Linked DNA regions of Homo sapiens: region 2 is linked to region 1. Evidence: chromatin loops called from intact Hi-C (ENCODE). Cell type or tissue: heart right ventricle. All regions are shown on one strand. Links, peaks and the distances in the headings refer to the core of each region. The heading gives the core; the rest is flanking DNA.

Region 1 (7,789 bases), core at 1,928-5,927:
CATGTGTTATATATGCATATATGCATACATATGTGTTATATATGCATATATGTATACATATATGCATACATATGTGTTATATATGCATATATGTATACATATATGTATACATATGTTATATATGCATATATATGCATACATATATGTATACATATGTGTTATGTATGCATATATGCATACATATATGTATACATATGTGTATGCATATATGTGTTATATATGCATACATATATGTATGCATATATGTACATATGTTATATATGCATATATGTATACATATATTTATATATGCATACATATATGTAATGTATATATGCATACATGTACACATATATGTATATATATGCATATATATGTATACATATATGCATATAAATGTACATAATTATATATATACACATACATAATACATATATACACATATACATATACATATACATATATATGTGTATATGTACATATATACACACGTATATATGTATATGTATATGTGTACATATATACGCATGTATATATGTATATGTATATATATGCATGTATATATACACGCATGTATATATGTATATATACATATATACATATATACACATGTGCACATACACATATCTACATATACTTATGTACACATATATGTGTATATATACACATGTATTTGTGTATATATACACATGTATTTGTGTATATATACACATATGCATATAAATGTATATCCACACATATGTGTATATATGTACGTGTATATGTATATACACGTACATATATGCATATATACACATGTATACATATATACGTGTATATATATTTATATATGCATATATATTACATATATGTATATAAATATTCCATTAGTTCTGTCCCTCTAGAGAACCATTATATATATGAATATACAGATATATATATATGCATATACAGATATATCTGTATATGCATATGTACATATACATATATATATACATATACATATATATATATATGTATATATATATATATATATATTCCATTAGTTCTCTCCCTCTAGAGAATCTTAACTAATACAGTCTGGAAGGGAGAGAATTAGTAAGGCCTGTGGATCACTCCTCTTTCCCCAGTACCACAAAACCTCAGCTTCTTGCAGTTGTGATACTCTGGTAGCTGGTCACCTCCCTTCTCTGTAATAAATTGTATACATTGCTGTTGGAATACAGCACTGAGTGTGTATTGACCTTGCACCAAAAACACTGGTGGCTGAGGGATTAAAATCCTAATCCTGCCTGGCACTCAAATCTCTCCAAATTTGGCCTCAAACAACATTTACAATTCTTAGTCACACATATTCTCCTGCATGTACCCTCAAAAACGGTCCAATGACATGGACATCACCTTCCTCTTCTCAGACTTACCTGTTCTCTCACCTCCAGACACTTACTCAAGGTCTTCCCTCTTCCTGGAACACATGTCCACACCTCTCAGGAATTAGCGATGTTGTCTCCACCCAGCTGGGAGAAATTGCTTCCACCTCTTATACTCTCAAGATATTTAAATGATATAACTTCCAGGGCTCAATCCCTTTCTCTATTATGGAATGGTGGGGGCAGAGGGCAACATGACAAAGCCCAGTGGCTTCTGAGTCCACAGTGAACATGCAGGCTTCATCACTCTCCTTGTGTGACCTTAAACACAACATTTTAACTTCTGTCAGACACAGATCCCTCACTCCCCAAATGGAGATATTAATATCAATCTGACCGAGTTGTTCTTGGGATTAAACGTGATATTTTCTTGTACCTGGTTATGCCAGATGCTCAACAAATTTAAGTTAAACGGAATAACAGCTACAACACTGAGCAACTGTACCGTTCTTAACTGCTTTCTGGATACACGCTTATCTTAGCTTTATAACTGACGTTTGAGAGGAGCTCTGCCGCCATTTCCCTTACCATAGAGATGAGGAAACTGGGGCCAGAGAGATTAATGAGTCCTCCAAGGTCACTCAGCAGCGGAAAGGACAGCTTAACGCTCACTGTCTTGTGTTCTGATTGGAGAATCAGACTAGAGCCAGACCGCGCCTTCCCACAACCCTGTCAGCCTGGAGCCATCTTGACCCAGAAGGACCTCAGGAGAAGGGAGAAAATAGGAGTTAGGCTTTTTTTAGCCCTAGTATGCACATTAAGCAGAAAATGAGGACTTAAAGAAAGAAAACTGAGCCTGGCATGTTCCGGAATATGAAGGCAGCATTGTGGTGCTCTTCTGCAGCGAAGACAGTGCATATCACAGTGCAGACAGGCGTAGAAACAGTCCTAGCCCGTGCTTGCCTGTTTGCAAGAAAACAAATGCCATACAACATGGAAAAACTACACCTTTCTCGCAGTGTCCATTCCAGAAATGTGCAGCTGTGTTCATTGCTTAATTATTCTATCGGGAGAGGGTAGCATTGTGACTAAATCCTGGCCCTTTTTACTAAATGTTTCTCTTTAACTCCTCAGCTGGGAAGAGAGCTCAATGCATCCACCACATTCATCATGCGTTCGACACAGCACTGCCTGGCTGGTCTGCCCTGGCCAACTGGGTCTCCTCCGTGATTTTGTGTCCTTGCTAATGATGAGGGGTGTGCAGTCCTAGTCTTGCTGGCTCAGCCCCAGGGGATATTTAGCAATCCATCTTATCCCTTTCTCATGCAGAGGACATCTAACTGATGTAACTTATTTTTATGACATTAATTTTAGAATATATTTTTTTCTGTTCTAATATAAATATTCATTGGCCAATAATTCAGGAAAAATAAACAATAAACCAGGATAAATGCACAAAATAAAAAAGTGAGCCCACTAAATATATTATTGGAAATATCTATACAAACACTAGAAACGAGGATGATTTGACGTCTAGGTATTTATGAGCTCTTAAAACATTGTTTTCCAGGGGAGGCCTACGCCTGCCTACCTCCTGTTTTACACAGGGAATAGTGGTGTTCTATCTGTGAAACTCTTAGTGTTGGTTCTCTCAGCTCACCCTGTTGGATGGTATCGCAACATTAAAATATCTGTGTCTTCCATGAAAAGACCTCAAATGTATTCCTTTCTCCCCTTCACACAGCCATGAATGCAGCTCAGGAAGCAAGGGGACTTGCAGCCTCATCCCACTGTAATTATTCCACTGGCTTCCAGAGCGTCCTGAGGTTTGCAGGCTCTTTACAGATAGGTTGCTTCCATTTCTCATGCAGTGTGATCCAGCAGCACACCCAACAAGGCTGTGAAGGCAGCTCAGGGCTCGCAGCATCTCCAGTGCTCCACCACAGTCCCGCCTGCGTCGGTAAAACTGCTTAAGGCAGCGCTAATTAATGTCTCCTGCTTATCCTGCACTCCCCTCGCAGGGTATCGGGTCTCAGAATCGACTTCCTGGACTTGTATTCATTCACAATCCAAATTAGCTTAATGCACGACAGAAATCTCATCTCGACCTAGAGGTAGCAGTGAGTCTCTAGGGAGAAATCAAATACTGAGTCAATTTAAAAAAATAAAATAAAATTAGACCTACCGCATCAAATTTATTTCCAGCACCCTTGAGATGGGAAGGAGAGGAGGGGAGGCAGTGACTCTTGGTTCCTGAGAGAAGCTGTGTGTGCACACTTGGAAAAGCAGCTGCCGAACGCATTCCTGGATTTTAACTAAATTACGTTAGTGTCAAAATGCAACGTATGCATTTATTGACAGCATAGGGACAAAGAAAACAAATCGTAAAGCAACAATTTTAGATAATTACCTCAAATTTATCGCCAGTTCTGTCTCCTAGTTTCCCCCTCCGTCTCATGCCTATATTGTTTAAATGTATCAGTTGGTTAGTTCAAATAAAGCACCAAGGCATATTCAACATACCACCTGTGCTCAGGATATATTTCCCTGAGTTCCTGCCAGTCTTTGGCACGTCTGCTGCTGGAAATGAATCAGAATACAGGGAGAGGGCTAATTGACAGGTCTATGGATGCCGAAGGTAAGCTGCGACCTAAAATGAGAACTGTTCCCTTAATGAGAGACAGCAGAAGCAAGTGTGTGGCCGGGCACGCCCGTGCCTCGCCGCGGCCAGCAGATGGCAGCAGAGCCTTGGAAGCCGGCGGGCACCAGGCTCTGTTGAAAATGCACTCCTTCATTTCCATTCATCTTCACTTGTCAGAGTCTTATAAGTGCTTTCTGTAGAACTGACCCTGAAATTGCATCATTTAATCTATAATCATATATTGCCAACATTTCTCCCTTTTACCGCTTATCAATGACATTAATTCAGAGGAAACAGGGACCACTGATAGCTTTAGGCAACTCTGCAAAAAGGAGATATTCCTAACAGGCAGATACACTGCCAGGGACAGCCAGCTTGCCCGAAATAAGGAAATGCATTTTAACAGAAACGGGGGAGCATATGAAAAAAATCATTCACACTTTGTATTTCTTTCTTTCTTTGCTTTTCTTTAGCACACTTTACTTTGCACTCAAACCCGATTTTTGATTTAAGGTTCATTTGCTTAAACAACCAGTTGAATATTTCCCCATATTTAATAAGATTATTTTTTATGTAACATTTTAAAATATTCTTTCTCCAGGATATATAATCAGAAATTGATGTCTAGGATAGAATTTCACATGGTAAAAACTAGGCCCTGTAATACCCCAATTACTTTCAGCAATATCTTAGTGGTCTGATGATTGAAAAGTAGAGGCGTTTCTGGGAAATGAAAAGATTCTGTAGGAGTGATGACTGTCAGCATACATAGATTTAATTCTTTAGAGCTACACTGATGAAATGAAGAAAATACATTATTTTTCTTCTCAAACCTCTCAAAATTTCTCGGAGAGTAAAAGAATGCTTTGCTTATTAGAAAGATTGTCATGATCTGCCAAGACTCTAGATGGTACTATGGATTCACCCTGTCATTTCTATACTAACATTTGTTAAGATTCTTCTTTTTATCCACTTTTTAGGGTGTATGGGATACTTGCATGAGAAAATACACAGAAAAGAGCAGATATAAAGAATAAAAGGCAATGTAAGTTAAATCATGAGAAATTGACAGTGTCTGAAGATGATGAGATAGACGTGTGTCTAATTTTAGACCCCATAGTTAGATTGACTTTTAACTGAGTATAACAGTCAAAAATGTTCTAGAAGTACTTAATGGCATCAAGCTGCCACATTAACGTATTACGCTGAACTGAAAGGAGGTTTTCCTCAAACTCATCAGCAAATAGAAGGAGGCACCATTTGTCAGGAAGCAGGCGCCAGACTCTTCTCTCTGTATCTTGTGTGTGAACGTGTGGTGTAGGCATGTGAGAGTGTGTGTGTGGTGTTGTGAGCTTGTGTTATATGTGTGTGTATGCATGTGTGAGTGTATGATGTTCTGTGTAAATGTGTGGTGCAGGTATATGTGAGTGTGTGTGTGAGTGTGTAGTGTAGGCATGTGTGAGTATGAAGTGTTGTATGTGTGTGGTATAGGTATAGGTGAGTGTGTGGTGAGTGTGTGTGTGTGGTGTGAGTGTGTGTATGATGTGTGTGTGGTGTAGGTCTGTATAAGTGTGTGTAGGTATGTATGAGTGTGTAGTGTAGGCATGTGTGAGTGTGTGGTTATGTGTGAGTGTATAGTGTAGGCATGTGTGTGTGATGTTATATATGTGAGTGTGTGGTATAGGCATGTGTGAGTGTGTGGTGTTTTGTGTGTGTGGTGTTTGTGTGAGTGTGTAGTGTGAGCACGTGTGTATGATGTTATGTGTGAGTGTGTGATGTAGGCATGTGTGTGATGTTATGATTGTGTGTTTTGTGTGAGTGTGTAACTTAGGCATGTGTGAGTGTGGTGTTTTGTGTGAGTGTGTAGTGGTGTTTTGTGTGTGTAGTATAGGCATGTGTGACTGTGTGATGTTATGTGTGAGTGTGTAGTGTAGGCATGTGTGAGTGTGTGATGTTACGTATGAGTGTGTGGTGTAGGCATGTGTGAATGTGTGGTGTTTGTGTGAGTGTGTTTTGTGTGACTGTGTAGTGTATGCATGTGTGTGTGATGTTATGTGTATGTGTGTGAGGTTTGTGCGAGTGTGTGGTGAAGGCGTGTGTGTGTGATGTTATGTGTGAGTGTGTGGTGTAGGTATGTGTGAGTGTGTAGTGTTATGTGTGAGTGTGTGGTGTAGGCATGTGTGAGTGTGTAGTGTTATGTGTGAGTGTGTGGTGTAGGCATGTGTGAGTGTGTGATGTTATGTGTGTGTGCTATAGGCATGTGTGAGTGTGTGGTGTTTTGTCTGAGTGTGTGGCGGAGTTATGTATCTGCATTTGCATTTTAGTCTTCTTTTAATGGAAAGCAGCTCTGTGTTTCCCAATGCCCAAACCCCAGTGCACACATATGTGCCTGCAACACGCCTGGACCCCGTTTCCTCAGTCATACCTGCCATGGGTACTATTTTAAGATCATTCTGTTGCCTTCCAGGCGAACAAAGTGGATACATTGTGCCTCCTGTTGTACGGTGAGGTGAGGAAAAGGAAACCAGGTACAAAGCTGAACTGGGAGTAAGGATGACTATTTACAGAAAATATCCTGTGACTATTTATAGAGCTGTTCAGTCAGAAAAAGGTGATGCCCCGTACCTTACATGGCAATGGCCCTAGGGAAAGGGCTCCCCTCTTTAGCCCTGTTCCGGGCATGCTAAATGGTGGCCCTTGCCTTCACCTTCGCAAGGCATTTAGAACAGGGGTCTTTGGAATGTGCCCCAAGTTCCTTTTCAGGCTCTTTGTTCTGCTATTGCCCACCCACCTCCCTTCCAGGCACCCTCAACCACGAACAAACTTTACCTTTCCGTTCATGGACTATTCTTCCCCTTCCTTCCAAAACGCACACACAGGCACACGCACACACAGCTGTCGTTGAGTGTTCACTGGGTGCCAGATCCCGTCTGTAAACACCGCACTACGTGACCTCAATCTCACCAGACACTGCTCTGCCTCAGAAGACATCATCCCCACGTTACCAAAAACATCACTGGGTAAGCAACTCGCCCCAGGGCTCTCAGCCAGGAATAATGGAAATTAAAACCTATTCTCATCTCATTCTAAATCCTTTGTTGTTAGCAGCTGTGTTAACAGGTCTTGTCATAGTGTAGGAAAATCTATCCTGTTAAAAATGTACATTAACAAAATCCTAATAACCTAAAACCTCTTCCTGGGTCCTTCATCCACTGCCACCTAGTACTGCCTCATCCTCGTCATTAATTCATTAGCAAAACCTCCTGCAGCCCCTGCTTGCTGTGGTCACAGTTTTCTGTGAGCTCACAGCCATGTGAAGGCAGCCACATAAAGCCACTGATAAAACCAAGAGCGCCAATTGTGTGTCTGTGTACTTAGCAGGCCTCCAGCACACATGGCTAAGCTGTTGTGCTCCGTCCGTCTAGAGAATTGTCATGGACAGTCATGCACAGTGCAGCTTCTTTGAAATTAAGGTCTCCATCTCTGTGCGTGTGTCACAGCTATTGTCTCTAAAGTTATGAACCTTTGAGTTTGATGTTTGGAATGTCCCATATCAGGATGTCACGTATCAGATTACACAGCTACAACAGATATATAGAATATACATGTTTGTTGATTTATCTTCCTGTTCCAAAATGAAGAGATAATATTTTTCTTTCCCTCATGATATTTCGCAAAAGGAGCATACACACAGGTAATAATAGCACAATAAGCCCTTGGAAACAAAGCCCTTTGGGAAAGGTAAGTGGGGCAGCCTCAAAAAAACAAACATCCCGCAGTTGTAATGGGGACAGAGGCCTCCACTGGAAGTGAACCTGCA
Region 2 (7,789 bases), core at 2,263-6,262, 1.5 Mb after region 1:
CTTTGGTTTAACATCAATTTAATGATAATATGACTGTGCATTAGATGCTTGATTGTATTCTTATTTGGAGGAAGAATTTAAAATACCCTGGGTAGATACTTCCAGCAACAAAACAGAATTAAATTAATTAAGACTATTCACAACAGAAGGTAGCCACATTACACAATTATCAGTCATGACATTATTCTGCTTAGAGGGGATCAGGCCCAAAGGTACTCTTACTTGTTAATAATGTAACTTAAATATATTTCTGTCCCAAGAGCCAAATGATCTAACATGCCTGAAACCAGCAGTTTCCAAAATATAAAATGTATTCATATCCTTTGTAAAGGAACAGCATTTACATATATAATGAAGAATGGGTCTACGATCTCTCAAATCCACACCCGCTTTAAAATTGCAGAATTACAGGGTTTTTTTTTTTTTTTAATAAGAACAGTTTTTTGTTTTTTTTTTTTTACAAAAATCTTTAGGGCCTTCCAAATAAAATGCTATTCTACTATCCACCCTTAGACTTCCCTTTTATAAAGGCTACAAAGGTCACCAAAACTTTATGATATAACTGAATGAGGGGAGATAATATATTCTATTAATAGATTAAAATCTAAGTTCACAGAAAACAACCGGTGTTACTGACAGATCTCACAAAATTGCATCTTAATGTTTGTTTAAATGACCTAACAAAGATAAGTATTTTTCTTTCCAAAATTTACTAATTCCTCTTCACCTCACAATTCAGTCATTCCCAAATTTAAAAAATGTAGATGTAAACCAGGCATGAGTTACAACATGAGCATATTTCTCTGTATATACCTATTTTAAAGTAAGTTTCAGTTTGATGTTTAAGCTGGCAGGATTCTATGTTAATTTTTTTTATTTAGAGAATTACATTTTTAAAAAACAGCACATCTTAATTTTTATTTAAATAACAAATGCATTTGAGTTAGACAAAATTCATTACTGAAATCATTTGACTGAATTGTTATTTAATGAAAGCCAGACAAGGACAGTTTTCTTGCTTCCTTTCAATTGAAACCTGAAGCCCAACCTAAGTGGAATAATATAACTTTTTTTTTTCCAAGGGGTACTTTGATTTGACTTGAGCCAGCACTCTCATTCAAAATTAAGATTCCCAAACAATTATTGTTTAAACCTGCCTCCACCCAAGGATCCACAGATCTTTAACAATCCCCTAAAATTTCCCTTAACATATCCTCAGAACTAGTACCAAGAATAAAAGAAAGAAAAACCGTATTTCCTTAACCAAGTAATTTCAGAAAATGCTCAGTTAAACCAAGTTAACTTTCTTGACTGCAAATCCTGGAGACTTAATATGGCAACACATCCTGAATTCACAAAAGGAGTATGCAGAACTTCCTGGACTACAGGACCCTTCTTTTCTCAGACTACCTCAGGAGACCAGTATTCCATGGAACACACTTTTCAAACATCAGCCTAAAGCCTTCCTTGTTCAGAGTTAAATTAGCAGATTTTTGTTCTCTCACTTCCAACCTAACCTATACTTTTTCAAGCCATTAGAGTAAAAAGCAAACTGGGAAGATGGGGAAAAGAAAGCATACTGGTAAAAACTATGCCATACTATCTAGACCAGAATATGCTGACAACTAATCTATCCTTTAGAGCTTAGGCCCATCAGCTCAAGAATTCACACACTCGCTAATCCAGATGTACCTATTCCTCCATGCTCCTGATCAATTCATAAGCCCAATCACCTACACATACAGAAAAAAACTGAAACACATGGCTTCATAATAAAAGCTAAGTAAAATCCAAATGCACTAGGAAAACAAAAAAAATAAAAAGCCAAATTAAGCATACAGATAAACAATAGTTAAAATTAAAAGTTAGGCAGTAAGATACCCCTCTTCTCCAAAAACCTAAAGAGAGTCAAAGTCAAGAAAAAAGAACATCTGAAAATGAAGGGAAGAGAAGGACAGCAGCAATCACAGCAATCTACCACATTAATATATCACTCTATAATGTAATGCCTGTACAGGATAGAGATAAGAAAATCTGGACTAAAAACAGAAATATGGAGGCAGATAAAGGAAAAAGCTAAGACCAAAGGTATAAAAAGCTCTCTCTAATAGAGAATTATTTACACCTTCCTACTCAGAATGTTCCCACATTCAAGAACACCGTTCCCTGTGTCTAGAACGCCACTCCCTTACCTGTTCTCCACTTCAATCCTACCTGTCCTTTAAGAGCCAGATGAAATTTTACCTCCTCTCCTGAAACATTCCATAGCCTCCTCAGCCAAAAACACCCTCTTTAGCACCAGTCTTTAGTCTTCTTGGTATGTTTCTATTTCCTTTGTTACTCTTATTTTCATATTCTTTCCAACTACTGAGATAACTTGAAGGAATGAATTTGAAGCTTTAGTGTGTCCCTCATAACATCGCACACATATTAATAGCATACAACCAAACAGCCTAGAATAGAATGAAAAGTTTCAATTAAGTATGTTAAGTCACTAAAAACTAATACATGAAATATGCAACTCTGACATTATTCGAAAATCACGTTGCATCCTAACAACCAGTTTCTACTGCAATGCAACATAAAATGCTTATTTCAGATTAACTGCATTGCAAAAATAAGAGTTTGGTATTCATAATTCCCAGTTACAGTATTTTGTAACTTAAGGCTTTTAAAAAAGTAACTTCTAAAGCCACTTAATGCTATCATTACACACATTTCCTGAAAGCAAAGTGGCAAGTCCAACAGATTAGTTAAGTAAATTATAATATACCTCGACAGCATGAAATATATTACTATAAACATTATATTTGCAAAGAATATGAAATGGCAAGGAAAAATTTTGCTCATGATATAATTTTTTTTAAAAACCGTAATTCCAATTTTGCTACATCCATAAACACTGGTGGGGGGGGACTACAAGGAAACATTAAGAGCAGCTATCAGTGCATGATGAGTACTTTTAACTTTTTAATTGATATATTTTAGTTTTTCCCAATAAGGAATATTTCTTCTGATAAATAAGTTCTTTATAACAGTTCTTTAGGATTACTGAAAGAAATTCAAGCTTCTCATAAAATCTCTAACAACTATAAGAAACAATCTTAAAATGTATAGACAAAATTGGCCATTGCTATATTTCCCTGAAAAGAAGTAATTCCCATTAAGGTTCAAAGACAATGTGCTACGCTATCTCTGTGCCCTCACCACTGCTTCTTCCAGGAATGAAAAAAGTTACAAACCATGCTACTGCCAAAGATGAACTGAAAATCTGTGGATCGATCTCCAATTCTCTACATTTTAGGAATAACAGAAAAGGAAAAAAGTGGGGCTGGGGAGCAGGGACTAAAATGCAAGTTATTATCAGTTACAAAGGTGGCAAAGTCAATCTCTTCCTCCTTGGTTCTCTATATAGAAACAAGACATATTCTTCTCTCCTGTGCAGAGTTCAATTTCAAGTCACTGAAGGCAAGAGTATTTTAAATTGCCTTGACAGTTTAAAAAAAAAAAAAGCTCAATATAACTGAACTAGGAAAATATAACTTAAATACATTAAAGTACACTTCTGAATCACATCTAAGAAGGAACTTAAATGAGCAGTATTTCAACAATTGCAAAGCATATGTTAAAGCAATCTATGTAGTATTTACCTACTAAAAAAGCTAACAGTATGTCGTAATGCTATAAACTATAATAAAAGTGAGATAAGACTATCTTTTTTACTGCTGATAATTTTTTATTACTATGATAAAACTATGATCCCCAAAAGAACTTTCTCTTCATATAACATATAGTAAACTATGACACATTTTCTTCTGATTTATTTTAATAAACAGAAATAAACTGCCTAAAGACTTTATAATTACAAAGAAAACGTACAAACAGGATACCTCTCAATATATGTGACTCAGTCACCCACCAAAACAAAAACCCTTCAAACAACTGAGTTGTAAAGGCAGAAACTATTTCAGAAAATAGCTGCAATCAATCTGATGTACTAAACTAGTTACATTTAATATGGTCAACATACCAACATATAGTCTCTTAAAAAGACAAGTTCTTTAAAGAACTATGACAACTTTTTCACATGCCAATGAAAATACTCAATTAGGTAACTGTTATTTGTCACATTCCTGAGCAACTCTTCCCTTACAATTTAAAGGAGAACATTTTCCTATTCTGGCAAAAGGGTTATTTCTCAACACATTTTAATCACTGAGTGCTCTCTTTTGTGTACTAACATCCCCATCTGCTGGAACATAAGTTCCTTACTACTAAAAGTTCTTAATGACAACAAGTTTGCACTAGAGATTTTGCAACTACTAAGAAATACAATTTTAAGACTTACTTTCTACCTATGAGGTTTCCCCTACTTCATATGACTTTAAAAGCTTTAAAGATCTATATATATTTTTACTGATATTATTCAGAAGAATTCACTAAATTGAAACATTTTGCCTGTCATATTCTTTTTTCCCTACCCTTCGTGCTTAAGATACAAAGCACTAGTATAAACAACCATCTCCTTGTAAGTTATCTTTCTGGATCATATTGCCATCACACACACACGCGCGCACACACATGCAGGCACACACACGCACGCACCTGACATTAAAATATATGTGTATTTTCCATGTCTGCTGAGCATAAGGTAAAAGCTAATAGAAGCAGTAAGTACAACAAAAGAACACAGCTAATAAATGACAGCATCAAAAAGTCAAAAACAAGATTCAGTAGAAATTAAAACTTAGTATACACAGAATGAGGACCCCCCCACCAAAAAAGGAAAATAATTGTCATCAACCAGAAAAATGGGTCACTGGCTATATTATTGGTAACATGTCTAAAACAAATTTAAAAATTTTAAAGATAGTTTTACTGCTATTAGTAATATTATTAATTTTGTTATTTTGAAAGTATTTTCCTTAATATTGTAGAATAAAGCAAATAAGTATGTCACCATCAAGAACAACATTAGTTTAGCTGTGGCCAGCAAAAAAAAAAAAAAAAAAAAAAGGTACGAGTATAAAATTAACAGTAACGTTAAAAAATTGAATTGAAAATATAAAAATGAATGAATGAATTTTAAAGTCAATACTGTCCATAGAAAATGGCTCAGAAGTAATCACATCCTGAGAGTAATGAACATGTTTAACACCTAAATTCAAGTATTTCATACCATTCCTATTGGAGAAATGGCCAAGTGTAGCTCCAGAACAGGCAAGGCAGACAAGGCACAAGGGAAGCCTTGTGCCCCAGAAAGCAAGCAGCAGTTCAACAGACACAGGAGCCAGTTTAATTATCAATGGCTAAAGTTGTAATAATTTTAACATCAAAATTAATTATAGTTGACTTAAGTACATTGAATCTATGAAATCCATGAGTCTACAAAGATGATTAGAAAAGAGAGAAAAAATTCATTGGTCTCCATTTGAAGCAACTAGCAAACCAACACTTTACTTTGAGAACCAAGTAATAATAAGCAGCAGCATATATCTGGCTTGCCCCATTAGAAACTCACTTCAAAATCGCAATGTATTTCCGTGTTGGGGTCAGAAAGCTGTACCTTTCAAAGGATGCCAAGTAATTGCAGAAAGAATGGCAGAATTAAAGTATCATCATGGTGCAAGCTCTGATGAAACTGATTCAGGCAAAAAACTGGTCAAAACCAGGTGTGAATGTTGACGGGGCACCTTTGGTCGATGGGGCACCTTCTGGTTCCAAGTGGGGAAACAAAACAAAACAAAACAAAAAAAACTACCTTTAAAGTACAAGGATCCATCTATCACCACTCTAATCCAGGTATCAATCTTTCCTTATCTGATGGCAGAGCCAGTTACTGTGCCTCCTGATGTAAGATAACAAAGTACACAGCAGCACCTATGAAGTACTCCAGTGGAAGATGCTATTCTTGAACCTACTTTAGAACTAGCTTCCAATGTTAATAGATACACAGGGCATAAAGGAACAAGCCCTGAACAAGTTAAATCAATGTCATTTGAAAAAAAAAAAAAAAGAGATGGTTCTAGATTTAAAAAGGCGTAACAACCAGATTTAATGAGCAGTATTGAGTAAGATTCTGGTTTGAACAATCCAGCTATAAAGAATATCAGGGGATCCACTACAGAAATCTGAATATGGACTGGTTATTACGTTATCTGTAGGATTAATCCATCTTGCTCAGTGTAATGTCACTATGTAAGGAAGTGTTAACTTTTAAAGATACACAAATATGTATCTCTCTAGGGATAGAATGTCAAGATATCTCTCATTTACCTAAAATAAACACAAAAATTAATACAATTAAATTTTAAAAGCCCGCATCAAACTTGGTAAAACATATTTAAAGGATCTCTGAAATTGGGACAAAATTTTCTTCAAGGCAAATTAATTCAAGAATTCCTAAGATTTTCTCCAAGAGTCTCTTCAATTGTCTTTAGCTCATATAGAAATAAAAGCTCAATTCTCTAACTAAAAATTGGGCTCTGACAGCTAAACAAATGAGCCCCACATGTTCTCAATCCTTCAGGATGAATACACTAACCTGTAGGTAAGGAAAACAAAGACTTGTTTCTAGTTAAAACAAAATTTAAAAAATCTTTAAGGAGTTTAAAATACAGAAAACTCAATATAAATATTTTTATTAATACTATTTTGAGAAAATATCACTACTCAAAAAATTTTCCTAAAGGGTTAGCCACGTATATAATAGTTTGACTCTTCACACTTCATCCAATGTCTACTTTAAACCCATATATATTGTATACATTCTCAGTTTATGCACAAAGAGTTCATTCTGACACCCCCAAATAATCCAAGCCTTAAAGATTCCCTACAACCTTCAGAATAAAATTCAGACTATGTATTCTGGCCTTCAAGGCCCACCACAATCTAGCCCTAACCTGGTCTGCTTTCTGTAGTCTCTATCTATTCCCACTACTTCTATCTATGCATTTGCCATTCCAACTAACTAAATCCGTACCTATTTCCTAAGCCTTGCCCATCACCATGGTGCTGGCAATGCTGCACCTTCCCTTCTCCTGGAACATCCTCCACCTTCCCATTCACCTCATTAAATCATACCAGCTGTTAATATCAACTCAGGTTCCACTTCTCAAATAAACATAACTAGATAGTTCAGCTCAAAGTGACATCCTCTAAACTACCAGAATGTTAGTAGTGACTCTCATGCACATAAAAACTAGCTGAACCTACATGGATACATCATCTTTCTTTTTCTTTTCTCATTCTCTAAAAGCTGTTTTGCTTATTTAATTGTTTATCCTATCATAAGCGATTTTAAAATGTTGATAGAAAGCAGATGACGCAGGCCGGGGGCAGTGGCTAACACCTGTAATCCCAGAACTTTGGGAGGCTGAGGCAGGCATATTACCTGAGGTCAGGAGTTGGAGACCAGCCTGGCTAACATGGTGAAACCCTGTCTCTACTAAAATACAGCAATTAGCCGGGTGTGGAGGTGCACGCCTGTAATCCCAGCTACTCGGGAGGCTGAGGCAGGAGAATCACTTGAACCTGGGAGACAGAGGTTGCAGTGAGCCAAGATCCAGTGCTTTGGCAACAGAGAAAGACTCACACAAAATTAAAAAAAAAAAAAAAATTAAAAACCAAGCAGTGATGCTGCTACTTTATAGTATGAGAGGCTCTTCTGAATACCCATCAACTTCAGAGTATTTGGATTTGAGGTTGGCAGGGCAGTTGATAATTTCATTCACAGATGAAGAAGCTTGAGGTTCAGAGACATTAGTTATCTCACCCAAGATCACCAAAC

Evidence for each region. A loop is a pair of places that touch in the nucleus more often than their neighbours do. Peaks named below come from ENCODE experiments on the same cell type or tissue, not always from the same donor. Only the 100,000 strongest peaks of a DNase experiment are listed, where the experiment ranks them.
Region 2: a loop joins it to region 1, with 14 times the contacts of the local background. A loop is called at or near these places in 42 of 110 quality-filtered maps.

Annotation. Positions count from the first base shown.
Region 1 is chr6:164,924,005-164,931,793 of GRCh38, reverse strand. No RefSeq gene overlaps it. Among named protein-coding and RNA genes, the nearest start is that of MEAT6, 110 kb to the right of the region's middle. In heart right ventricle, for the core only: CTCF peaks have their summits at 3,851, 4,059 (motif pointing right) and 4,881; a DNase peak (open chromatin) is centred at 4,043; H3K4me3 peaks cover 1,000 bases.
Region 2 is chr6:163,424,471-163,432,259 of GRCh38, reverse strand. The region is part of intron 1 of QKI (QKI, KH domain containing RNA binding); the gene reads right to left. Among named protein-coding and RNA genes, the nearest start is that of QKI, 14 kb to the right of the region's middle. In heart right ventricle, for the core only: a CTCF peak has its summit at 4,257; no DNase peak of the experiment used is centred there; H3K4me3 peaks cover 1,711 bases; H3K27ac peaks cover 2,066 bases.